Regions from separate parts of the Homo sapiens genome. Here region 1 is linked to region 2. A link is a loop called in an ENCODE intact Hi-C map of the cell type or tissue named here. Cell type or tissue: PC-9. All regions are shown on one strand. Links, peaks and the distances in the headings refer to the core of each region. The heading gives the core; the rest is flanking DNA.

Region 1 (5,383 bases), core at 326-5,325, 230 kb before region 2:
AATGGAGTATGGAAACACTAGGAATAATGGTCCTGATGCTGACCAATATTTCTCAGACAACAGATAGCAAAACAGGCTCAGCATGTGAGTAGGGATGAACCCATAGGTGGAAGTCAGTATACACACCTGACTTAACTGAGGGAACCTCAGGAGCCAGGTAGTGCTATGCAAGACAAATCTTACAAAGTTATTATTTTTTTCTTTTTTAAAGATCTGTCACTCAGGCTTGAGTGCAGTGGTGCCATCAAAGCTCACTGCGGCCTAAAACTCCTGGGCTCAAGCAATCCTCCTGCCTCAGCCTCCCAAATAATGCAATGGCAGACACATCACTGTGCTGGGCTAATTTTAGAAAAGTTTTTGTAGAGATGGGAGTCTCACTTTGTTTTCGAGGCTAGTCTCGAACTCCTGGCCTCAAGCAATCCTCCTGCCTTGACCTCCAAAAGTATTGGAATTACAGGTGTGAACACTGTGCCTGGCCCCAAATTAATTTCATAAGTGACTTTGGTGATGAGCTAAAATGAACAATGAGGAAAGGATGGTTTCTTCAATAAATAATGCTAGGACAGTCATTATCCATGATACAAAAGGAATCGAATTTTCTACCTCACACAATACAGAAAAGTTTATAATTTAGAAACCTAAATAAGGAAAAAAAAACTTTAAACATTTTAAGAGAAAATAAAGGAGAAAAGCTTAATAAAGATTTTAAGGCCAGGCACAGTGTCTCAAGCCTGTAATCCCAGCACTTTGGGAGGCCGAAGCAGGCAGATCACTTGAGGTCAGGAGTTCGAGACCAACCTGGCCAACATTGTGAAACACCATCTCTACTAAAAATACAAAAATTAGCTGGGCATCGTGATAGACGCCTGTAATCCCAGCTACTTAGGAGGCTGAGGTAGGAGAATCACTTGAACCCCAAAGGCAGAGGTTACAGTGAGCCAAGATCGTGCCACTGCACTCCAGCCTGGGCAACAGAGCAAGACACCGCCTCAAAAAAAAGGAAAAAGATTTTAAAATAAGCAATAAAAAGGGAAAGATTCATAAAGTTGATTATTTTTTGTTTATTTATTTATTTATTTTTTTGAGACAAAGTCTTGCTCTGTCGCCCAGGCTGGAGTGCAGTGGCACAATCTCGGCTCACTGCAGCCTCTGCCTCCTGGGTTCCAAGTGATCCTCCTGCCTCAGCCTCCTGGGTAGCTGGGATTACAGGCACACACCACCACGCCTGGCTAATTTTTGTATTTTTAGTAGAGACAGATTTCACCAGGTTGGCCAGGCTGGTCTCAAACTCCTGACCTCGGGTGATCCACCTGCCTTGACCTCCCAAATTGCTGGGATTACAGGCATGAGCCACCGCGCCCAGCCAAAGTCGATTGCTTTAAAATGAAAAGATGCCATGAACACAGTGAACAGCCAAGCCATAAACTGAGAAACAATATTTGCAATATATCAAGCCTACAAAGTACTTATATCAGCAAGTACTTAAAGGAAAATGCCAGCAATCCAGTAGGCATAGAATAGGAATAGGCAATTCACGGAAGAAACTTCAGTAGTAAAAACATATTTTTAAAAAGCTCGGCCGGGTGCGGTGGCTCACACCTGTAATCCCAGCACTTTGGGAGGCCGAGGCGGGTGGATCACAAGGTCAGGAGATCGAGACCATCCTGGCTAACACGGTGAAACCCCGTCTCTACTAAAAATACAAAAAATTAGCTCGGCGTGGTGGCAGGCGTCTGTAGTCCCAGCTACTCGGGAGGCTGAGGCAGGAGAATGGCGTGAGCCTGGGAGGCGGAGCTTGCAGTGAGCCGAGATCGCGCCACTGCATTCCAGCCTGGGCGACAGAGCGAGACTGTCTCAAAATAAATGAATAAATAAATAAATAAGTAACTCAGTTTTACTACTTGTCAGAGAAATGCAAATTGAAACCACAATGAGATAAGATTTTACATCAAGCAGATTGTCAGAAATTAAAAAGCCTGGCAATACCAAGTGCTGGCGAGAATGTGAAGCCACAGAAGTTTTCTTACACTTCTACTAGGGTGTAAATTGGTACAACCATCTTGGAGAGCAAATGCTCAATAGCTAGAGATGTTTTGAAAGTATACACTTGTGCAATACCTCCTCGTTGTGCAGTCTAGAGAAACTCGCAAATGTGTGCACAATGGGTCACGTATAAGAGTGTTCACTGTAGCATGGTTTGTAAGAGCAAGAGACTGAAAACACTCTGAATGTCCATCAGCTGTAAATTAAATAAATTGTTGTACAATTCATTCAATGGAATGCTAACATACAGCAGTTACAGTAAATGACTGAAGTTAGATGACCAATATCACGAAATCTCCAAAGCATAATATTAAACTAGAAAAAGTAAGTTGCAGAAATATTTGTACCATATGGTATCCCTTATATCAGCTATAAAATATGTGCAATATTATAAATTTTATGTGTACACAAATATGTAATAAAAATACAAAAAGTCACAGAGATAATAAACCAAATATTGATTACTTCTAAAGAGAACAAGATGGACATGAAATCAGAAATAGTTAATAAGGCATCAAATGTGTCTATTACATTTTATGTTTAAAATATCTGATGTAAGTAAAGCAAAACGTTAAGATTTGACAGAGTTGGGTGGTAGATACGTAACTGTTATTTCATTCTCTAGACTTTTCTGTAGGCGTTAAGCATTTTATTTTGAAAAAATAAAAACAATGTTATTAGCATTTAAATTCAGATTATTTCAGAATTACTCTAAAATATTTTTAAAAGCAAAACTATGCTTTCCGGAGTTGGCAACTTAACAAAGCCAAGTTTAACAGTCTGTTCAAAGAAAGTTAAAGTATGCCTTGTCCTGACACATATTTCACTGCCACTTAACCAACACTAGATGTCACTTTACTTCATGCATTTCATTTGAGAGTTTCTGGTTGAAATTAGATAAACTTGGGTATGTTTTATCATTTTCTTTCTCCAGTAGATACAGAGAATTATGAAAAATGAAAATGTTCTCTGCTATATATCCATCCAGAAAGACAAAGGACACGTGTATTTGGGTTTATCCTTTTATCCTTGGCACATACTGCTTATAATAGGGTTGCAAAAGTATTGTTAACCAAATAAACAAAGGATACAAGAAACTTTCGCAGAAGAAATGTTTAATATCCCCAATATGTATATAATTACATTTGGAACAGTTTTTCCTTCAAACGGCAGCGAGCTGTTGAAAGCACACCTTCCAGGGATTTGCAAGGGAAAGGTTACGACTCTAATTTCAAAGCCCGGCTTGTGGTCAGTGGAGAGAAGACACCATTTCAGATCTTTCAACCCAAAATTGTATCTCAGTTCATTGGAGCATTGGATCTCCAATAAGGACTGACAAATAAGAACTCCTTAAATCAATAATTGAACCTTTTTAGAAGGAGAGTGACCTTTGATAATCATGAAAATCGTGAACTCTCTGGAAATTTTCATCTAAACATATAAAAATCAGCCAGGTGCAGTGCCTCACACCTGTAATCCCAGCACTTTGGGGGCCACGGTTGGCGGATCACTTGAGGACAGGAGCTTGAGACCAGACAGGCCAACACAGTGAAACTTTGTTGCTACCAAAAAAATACAAAAATTAGCTGGGCTTGATGGCACGTTCTTGTAGTCCCATCTACTCGGGAGGCTAAGGCAGGAGAATCGCTTGAACCTGAGAGGTAGAGGTTGCAGTGAGCTGAGATCACACCACTGTACCCCAGCCTGGGTGACAGAGTGAGACCCTGCCTCAAAAAATTTTTTTATGAAAACATACAATTGTTACATGCAGGTTTTGCAGATTTGCAGACCTCCTAAAAGCTCATGCATGGACTCCAGATCAGGACCCCTTGACCAGAATGGATAAAAGCACTTGCCCAGGTTCCTTTCCCAAGCTTTCTTAAACTCTGCCAATAACTAGAATTTCAGCTGAGGCTGGCACGTATCATGTGAACTAAACAACGTGACTACGCAAATGAATGGAATGGAAACCAACCCTGTAAATTCAGGTAATTAACCAAACGTGGGCAGTGTCTACTTTGGAAATATTTGACTTATGGATAACAGTCAAAGTGTTTATATGTACATTTTTTCTAAGAATAATTAAGAAAAGAAAAAAGTAATAGATTTGTTTGCTGAAATATTTATTTGGAAGCTTGTTTTTCCGTGGGGAGCAAACCAAATCCTAGGAGTTGCTCCACATAATGTTTTCTAGTGCCTGAATAATTGTCCAACTGTTTTCATTTTACACCTTCTAACCGGAAAGAACTAGTTTATAATTTTGTTACTGACTTTCTTGCATCATAAATATTACAGAATAGCCCAAACTAGGTGAAATTAGTTCATTGTATGAATACAAATTAATGAAATTTCACTACATTATGTAAAGATACTCTAAATCAAATAAGCTTGAACTGCAGAGTCTTTCCCTCCAAATCAAATAAGCTTGAAACTCCTTTATATTCTTTGTTCTAGAGTCTTTCCTTATTAAAAAGACTTCTTAGGCTGGGCACGATGGCTCAAACCTGTAATCCCAGCACTTTTGGAGGCCAGAAGTTTGAGACCAGCCTGGGCAACATAGTGAGACCCTGCCTCTACAAAAAAGTTTTAGAAAATTAGCCAGGTGTGGTGGCACTGCCTATGGTCCCATCTACTTGGGAGGCTGAGGTGGGAGGATTGCTTGAGCCTGGGAGGTTGAGGCTGCGGTGAGCCATGATTGCACCACTGTACTCCAGCCTGGGCAACAGAGTCAGACTGTCTCAAAAGAAAAAAAGACCTCTTTCCAGGGACACTCTGTTCTGTTAGCCACATATCAAGTTTTCAAAAACAGGTGTTGAATGACAAAGAGGGTTCTTCTTCTTCTTCTTCTTCTTCTTCTTCTTCTTCTTCTTCTTCTTCTTTTTTTTTTTTTTAGTGAAACGGAGTTTCATTCTGTTGCCCAGAATAGAGGGTAGTGGTGTGATCGTGGCTCACTGCAGCCTTGACCTCCTGGGCTCAAGTGATCCTGTTACTTCAGGCTCTGAAGTAGGAAGGACTATAAGAAGGTGTCACCATGCTCAGCTAATTTTTTTTTTTTTTTTTTTGAGACAGAGTCTCACTCTGTTGCCCAAGCTGGAGTACAGTGGCATGATCTTGGCTCACTGCAACTTACGCCTCCTGGGTTCAAGCAATTCTCCTCCCTCAGCCTCCCGAATAGCTGGGACTACAGATGCCGCCACCACACCCAGCTAATTTTTGTATTTTTAGTAGAGATGGGGTTTCACCATGTTGGCCAGGCTGGTCTCGAACTCCTGACCTCAGGTGATCCACCCGCCTTGGCCTCCAAAAGTGCTGGGATTACAGGCATGAGCCACCACGCCCA
Region 2 (5,383 bases), core at 246-5,245:
CCAGGCTGGTCTTGAACTCCTGACCTCAAGCAACTGCCTCAGCCTCCCAAAATGCAGGGATTACAGGAGTGAGCCACTGCTCCCAGCAGGAAAATGTATTTTTTAAAAGTAGGTATTGGCAGCTGGTTGCGGTGGCTCACACCTGTAATCCCAGCAGCTTGGGAGGCCGAGGTGGGTGGATCACCTGAGGCCAGGAGTTCAAGACCAGCCTGGCCACATGGCGAAACCCCATCTCTACTAAAAATACAAAAATTAGCCGGGCGTGGTGGTTCATGCCTGTAATCCCAGCTACGCGAGAGGCTGAAGCAAGAAAATTGCTTGAACCCAGTTGGCAGAGGTTGCAGTGAGCCAAGATCGTCCCACTGCACTCCAGCCTGGGAAATAAAAAAGCGAGACTCCGTCTCAAAAAAAAAAAAAAGTAGGTATTGGGATGAATATATCTTGAACTTTTAAAAAGTACTGGCATAACAAGGATACTAAAGACCAATGACTAGACATTAGTCTCTCATAAAATCTCCCAAGTTAAATTATGTAAATCCTCAGCCAAATTTTCATTTTGTATATGGAGTTAAATGCTCATGAAGATGACTAAAGAAGCTTCATCTGCTTTTGCCTAATGAGATGAGTTCAGAGAATGTATATAGAGAGAACTGCTCTCCATAAGCAAAGGTGTAACATTCCTCCCAATCCCTGTGCTGTATACCAGGGCTATTTGTCACTCAGATTGGAAGGAACCAGCACCTTCAAACATGCTGCTGTCAACCCAGGGAATTCTTTTGACCAAACATTGAGGACTCCCTATTCCTGCCTCCATATTGTGGCCATTTCTCCAAATGTCCTGTTGGTGGCCTTGACGAGTTTGTTGCCCTTCACAACATCATGTGCTTAGAATAGCTGATTGCTACTGATTGCCTCTCCCAAGTACTCGCAAACAGAATTGAGTTTCCTTTCCACCTCCTCACCCCACACAATTAGACAGGAATAAAACCTAAAAATTGGTCAGGCATGGTGGCTCATGCCTGTAATCCCAGCACTTTGGGAGGCCGAGGTGGGCAAATCACCTGAGGTCAGGAGTTCGAGATCAGCCTGACCAACATGGAGAAACCCCATCTCTACTCAAAATACACAATCAGCCGGACATGGTGATGCATGCCCGTAATCCCAGCTACTTGGGAGGCTGAGGCAGGAGAATGACTTGAATCCGGGAGGCAGAAATTGTGGAGAGCCAAGATCGCGCCATTGCACTCCAACATGGGCAGCAGGAGCAAAACTCCATCTCAAAAAAAAAAAAAAAAAAAAAAAAACACACACACAAACCTAAAAACTGATTCATAAATGTGACAGAAGTGAGAATGAAATTACTTTGTAATTCTTAATTCCTATGCTTTTCCCCAAGGATGGGTTAACACTGACTGAGCTTTGTAAGAAAGCAATTTCAACCATAATGAATCTCCACAGCATCGGCGGAAAGATATAGTTAACATAATGCTACCAAAAAAATAACTAAAGTAAAAGGACAAATGCAAATCCTTTATGGCTTTCTTCTCCTAAACCAGAAGAAATCCAGTGCAGCTTCAGTTCACTGTGACTCTAATCTCTCTCTCTCTTTTTTTCTTTTTATTTTTCTTTTCTGTTTTTGTTTTTTTGTTTTGAGATGGAGTTTCACTCTTGCTGCCCAGGCTGGAGTGCAGTGGCATGGTTTTGGCTCACCGCAACCTCTGCCTCCTGGGTTCAAGCGATTATCCTGCCTCTGCCTCCTGAGTAGCTGGGATTACAGGGATGTGCCACCATGCCTCGCTAATTTTTTGTGTTTTTAGTAGAGGATGGAGTTTCACCATGTTGACCAGGCTGGTCTCAAAATCCTGATCTCAGGTGATCCACCTGCCTCAGCCTCCCAAAGTGCTGGGATTACAGGCATGAGCCACCACGCCCGGCTCTAGCCTCATTGGATATTGAGTTCCCCTATTTATTTGAGAAAAGCATCCTAATTATTAATCTACAATTGCCTTATACTAAAGGCACAATATCAATCCCACCATAGCAGTGTTCCTAAAAGGTCAGCTCTAGCTAAGGAAGTCTGAGCCCTACAAGAGTTTTCAATGTTTGTCTTTTCCTTAGCAGTCAGACACTGGTTGTTTACATTTTAAATAGTTTTCACTAATTGTTTTTCATATTTTTAATGTAAATGGACACGTTTTGAAAATTAGTGAATACAGAAGGGATGCAGAATTAATAAATGCTTGCCTTTTTTCAGTTAACAGAGCAGAAGAGACCACTGCTGTGCTGAAAAGTATTATCCCAGAGCACCCCCTTATGGTAAAATGCACTAAGGAAGTAAATCCATGGGAAAAAAAAAATCACAAAGTGTTTCGATCTCAGGAGACAGATGCTGCTTTCCTACTCTTAAGAACGTTTCACCTTTTTTTTTTTTTTTAAAGAAACAGGGTCTCACTGTGTCACTCAGGCTGGAGTGCAGTGGTGTGATCATAACTCACTGCAGCCTCGAATTCCTGGACTCAAGGGATCCTCCTGCCTCAGCCTCCTAAGTAGCTGGAACTATAGGTGCATGCTACCGTACCTGGCTAACTTTTCTGGGGGGACGGGGGTAGAGATGGGGTGTTGTTGTCCAGGCTAGTCTTGAACTCCTGGTCTCAAGCAATCCTCCCACTTAGGCCTCCCAAATCACTGAGATTATAGGCATCAGCCACTGTACTTGGGCTGAACCCTATACTCTAGATCCATTCAGTCATGGCAAACCTAAACTAGCATAGTTGTTAAACTCCTGATGAGCTTAATTCCCAGATGGATTTCTTCTACCACCAGCTGGACTTGAAGTATTTTGTAAAGTGTAATTTTTCATTAAGCCATTCATACCCACTTAACTCCTCTTGGATGCCACTTCATAGCCAGCTCATGTTATGAACACTGTATGAACTGTTATTCACTAGTAACAGTAAGCTGTTATTCACTAAACAGGATCACTGATTTCTATTGTTAAGATCATCAGTGGCCATAGCTGTAAACATGGTTCTCTGGAGGATTTTTGCTGCAGCTGGAAAGACAAGAAATGAGATAATAATTCTGACCCAAGCAGGCAAACATCTATAATAATTTAGCACATCAGGAAATTCACACATAGCTTCTTTTTTCCTGTTACATTTTAACACATTGTTTAGACTTTTCAAGTGTTCTGTATGTCTTGAGAATAAATCTCCATGTTCTTGTCTTATTCAAAAAAGGCATCAAATTTAAGCATGCTTGGACAGTAACTAGTATGATAGAACTTGGTTTACTAGCATATTTAAATGCTAATAAAGATAATAATATTAGATATTGAGTTCCCCTATTTCTTTGAGAAAAGCATCCTAATTATTAATCTACAATCGCCTTATAGTGAAGGCACAGTATCAATCCCACCATAGCAGGGTTCCTAAAAGGTCGCCCTAGCTAAGGAAGTCTGAGCCTTACAGAGTTAAATGTGGTCTACATGTTAAATATGGGATCAACACCAGCAGTGGTGACTTGAAAAACTGTCTCACAGGTACAAGACTAAATATCAGGATACAGGGGGCCAGGGGAGGAGGGACTGCTATTAGACAAAAGACGCAAACCAAATATCCAAACCAGGCCAGGCGCAGTGGCTCATGTCTGTAATCCCAGCACTCTGGGAGGCCAAGGTGGGTGCACTCAAGGTCAGGAGTTCGATACCAGCCTGGCCAACGTGGCAAAAACCCCATCTCTACTAAAAATACAAAAATTAGCCGGGCATGGTGGCGCATGCCTGTAATCCCAGCTACTTGGGAGGCTGCGGTGGGAGAATTGTTTGAACCTGGGAGGCAGAGGTTGCAGTGCACCAAGATCATAACACTGCACTGCAGCCTGGGAAACAGAATGAGACTCCTTTCAAAAAAAAAAAAAAAAAAAGAGTTCCCCACTGTAAGAGTGAGCCAGTTGCTGCCAGGGTTTGGGTCCTCATGACCAGAGCTGGAGCACGGTATCTACCTCAAAGCATCTAGGAGTAAGAACATTCTGAAAGGTAAGTCCAAGTTCTTAAAGAGTTCTAAGAATTCATTTGGGGTAATCAAGATCAATGCAAGTCCAAATGGCAGGAAACATTATCTAGAGCAAGAAAAGGAACCAGGGTGGACACACCCTGGGCAATACATGTGAATGGATCTTGTCTTTTTTTCCTGGTTGTTGAGTTGGGTTGCATAAAAGGTACAGAGTTAGGGTGAGAGAGAAAAACAGAGACTAAAAGATTGAGAAACTTTCATTTCCTTATAATCTCCTTTCCCCACCTACATATACATAGACACAACTACTAAGCACAGTGCCTTGCACATAGAAGATACTCAATAAAGAGTTGTTAAATTTTATTTTATTTGTTTGAGACAGGGTCTCCCTCTGTCACCCAGGCTGGAGTGCAGTGGCGCCATCTTGGCTCACTGCAGCCTCTGCTCCTCAGGCTTAAGCCATCCTCCTAACTCAGCCTGCTGAGTAACTGGGGCCACAGGCAGGGGCCACCACACCCAGCTATTTTTTTGTATTTTTCGCAGAAGCAGGGTTTCGCCATGTTGCCCAGGCTGGTCTCCAGCTCCTGAGTTCAAGCAATCAGCCCACCTCGGCCTCCCAAAGTGCTAGGATTACAGGAGTGAGCCACTGTGTCCAGCCACATTTTTAAAAATAACTTAAAACAAAAATCAATGTCACTGGCCAGATGTGGTGGCTCACACCTATAATCCCAGCACTTTGTGGGGCCAAGGCAGGTGGATCACTTGAGCTCAGAAGTTCGAGACCAGCCTGGCCAACATGGTGAAACCGTGTCTCTATTAAAAATACAAAAATTAGCCGGGAGTGATGGTGCACACTTATAATCCTTGAGCCCAGGAGGTGGAGGTTGCAGTGAGCTGAGACAGCACCACTGCACTCTAGCCTAGGCGACAGAGTGAGACTCCATCTGAGAAAAAAAAAAAGGTCAGTATCCCCTAGAGTTCCATCATTGACTTTCTTATCTTGTCACTGGGTGATCTCTCACCTTCACTTGTATTTTTCAAGTACCTCTCTTACACTAACGACAAAATCTCTATCTTCAATTCTAACCTCTTGCCTATTAGGTTCACCTGGATAACCTAGAGGTAACCAGATTTACCACCTCCCAAACGGAATTCATTAACTTCAGTTGTGACTTCCTCCTCCAGACCCTCCTCAAGTATTTGTGAATCACTCATTTATCCAGTTAGAAATCTGGAAGTCAGGCCAGGAGCAGTAGCTCACGCCTACAATCCCAGCCCTTTGGGAGGCCGAGGTGAGGGGATCACCTGAGGTCAGGGGATCACCTGAGGTCAGGACATCACCTGAGGTCAGGAGCTCTAGACCAGTCTGG

Evidence for each region. Peaks named below come from ENCODE experiments on the same cell type or tissue, not always from the same donor. Only the 100,000 strongest peaks of a DNase experiment are listed, where the experiment ranks them.
Region 1: a loop joins it to region 2, with 10 times the contacts of the local background. A loop is called at or near these places in 85 of 110 quality-filtered maps.

Annotation. Positions count from the first base shown.
Region 1 is chr12:95,813,321-95,818,703 of GRCh38, reverse strand. The region is part of intron 2 of SNRPF-DT (SNRPF divergent transcript); the gene reads left to right. All of the region lies in intron 1 of LINC02410 (long intergenic non-protein coding RNA 2410), which reads right to left. Among named protein-coding and RNA genes, the nearest start is that of LINC02410, 13 kb to the right of the region's middle. In PC-9, for the core only: a CTCF peak has its summit at 2,897; a DNase peak (open chromatin) is centred at 2,903; H3K27ac peaks cover 653 bases.
Region 2 is chr12:95,579,569-95,584,951 of GRCh38, reverse strand. No RefSeq gene overlaps it. Among named protein-coding and RNA genes, the nearest start is that of USP44, 31 kb to the right of the region's middle. In PC-9, for the core only: a CTCF peak has its summit at 2,320 (motif pointing left); a DNase peak (open chromatin) is centred at 2,311.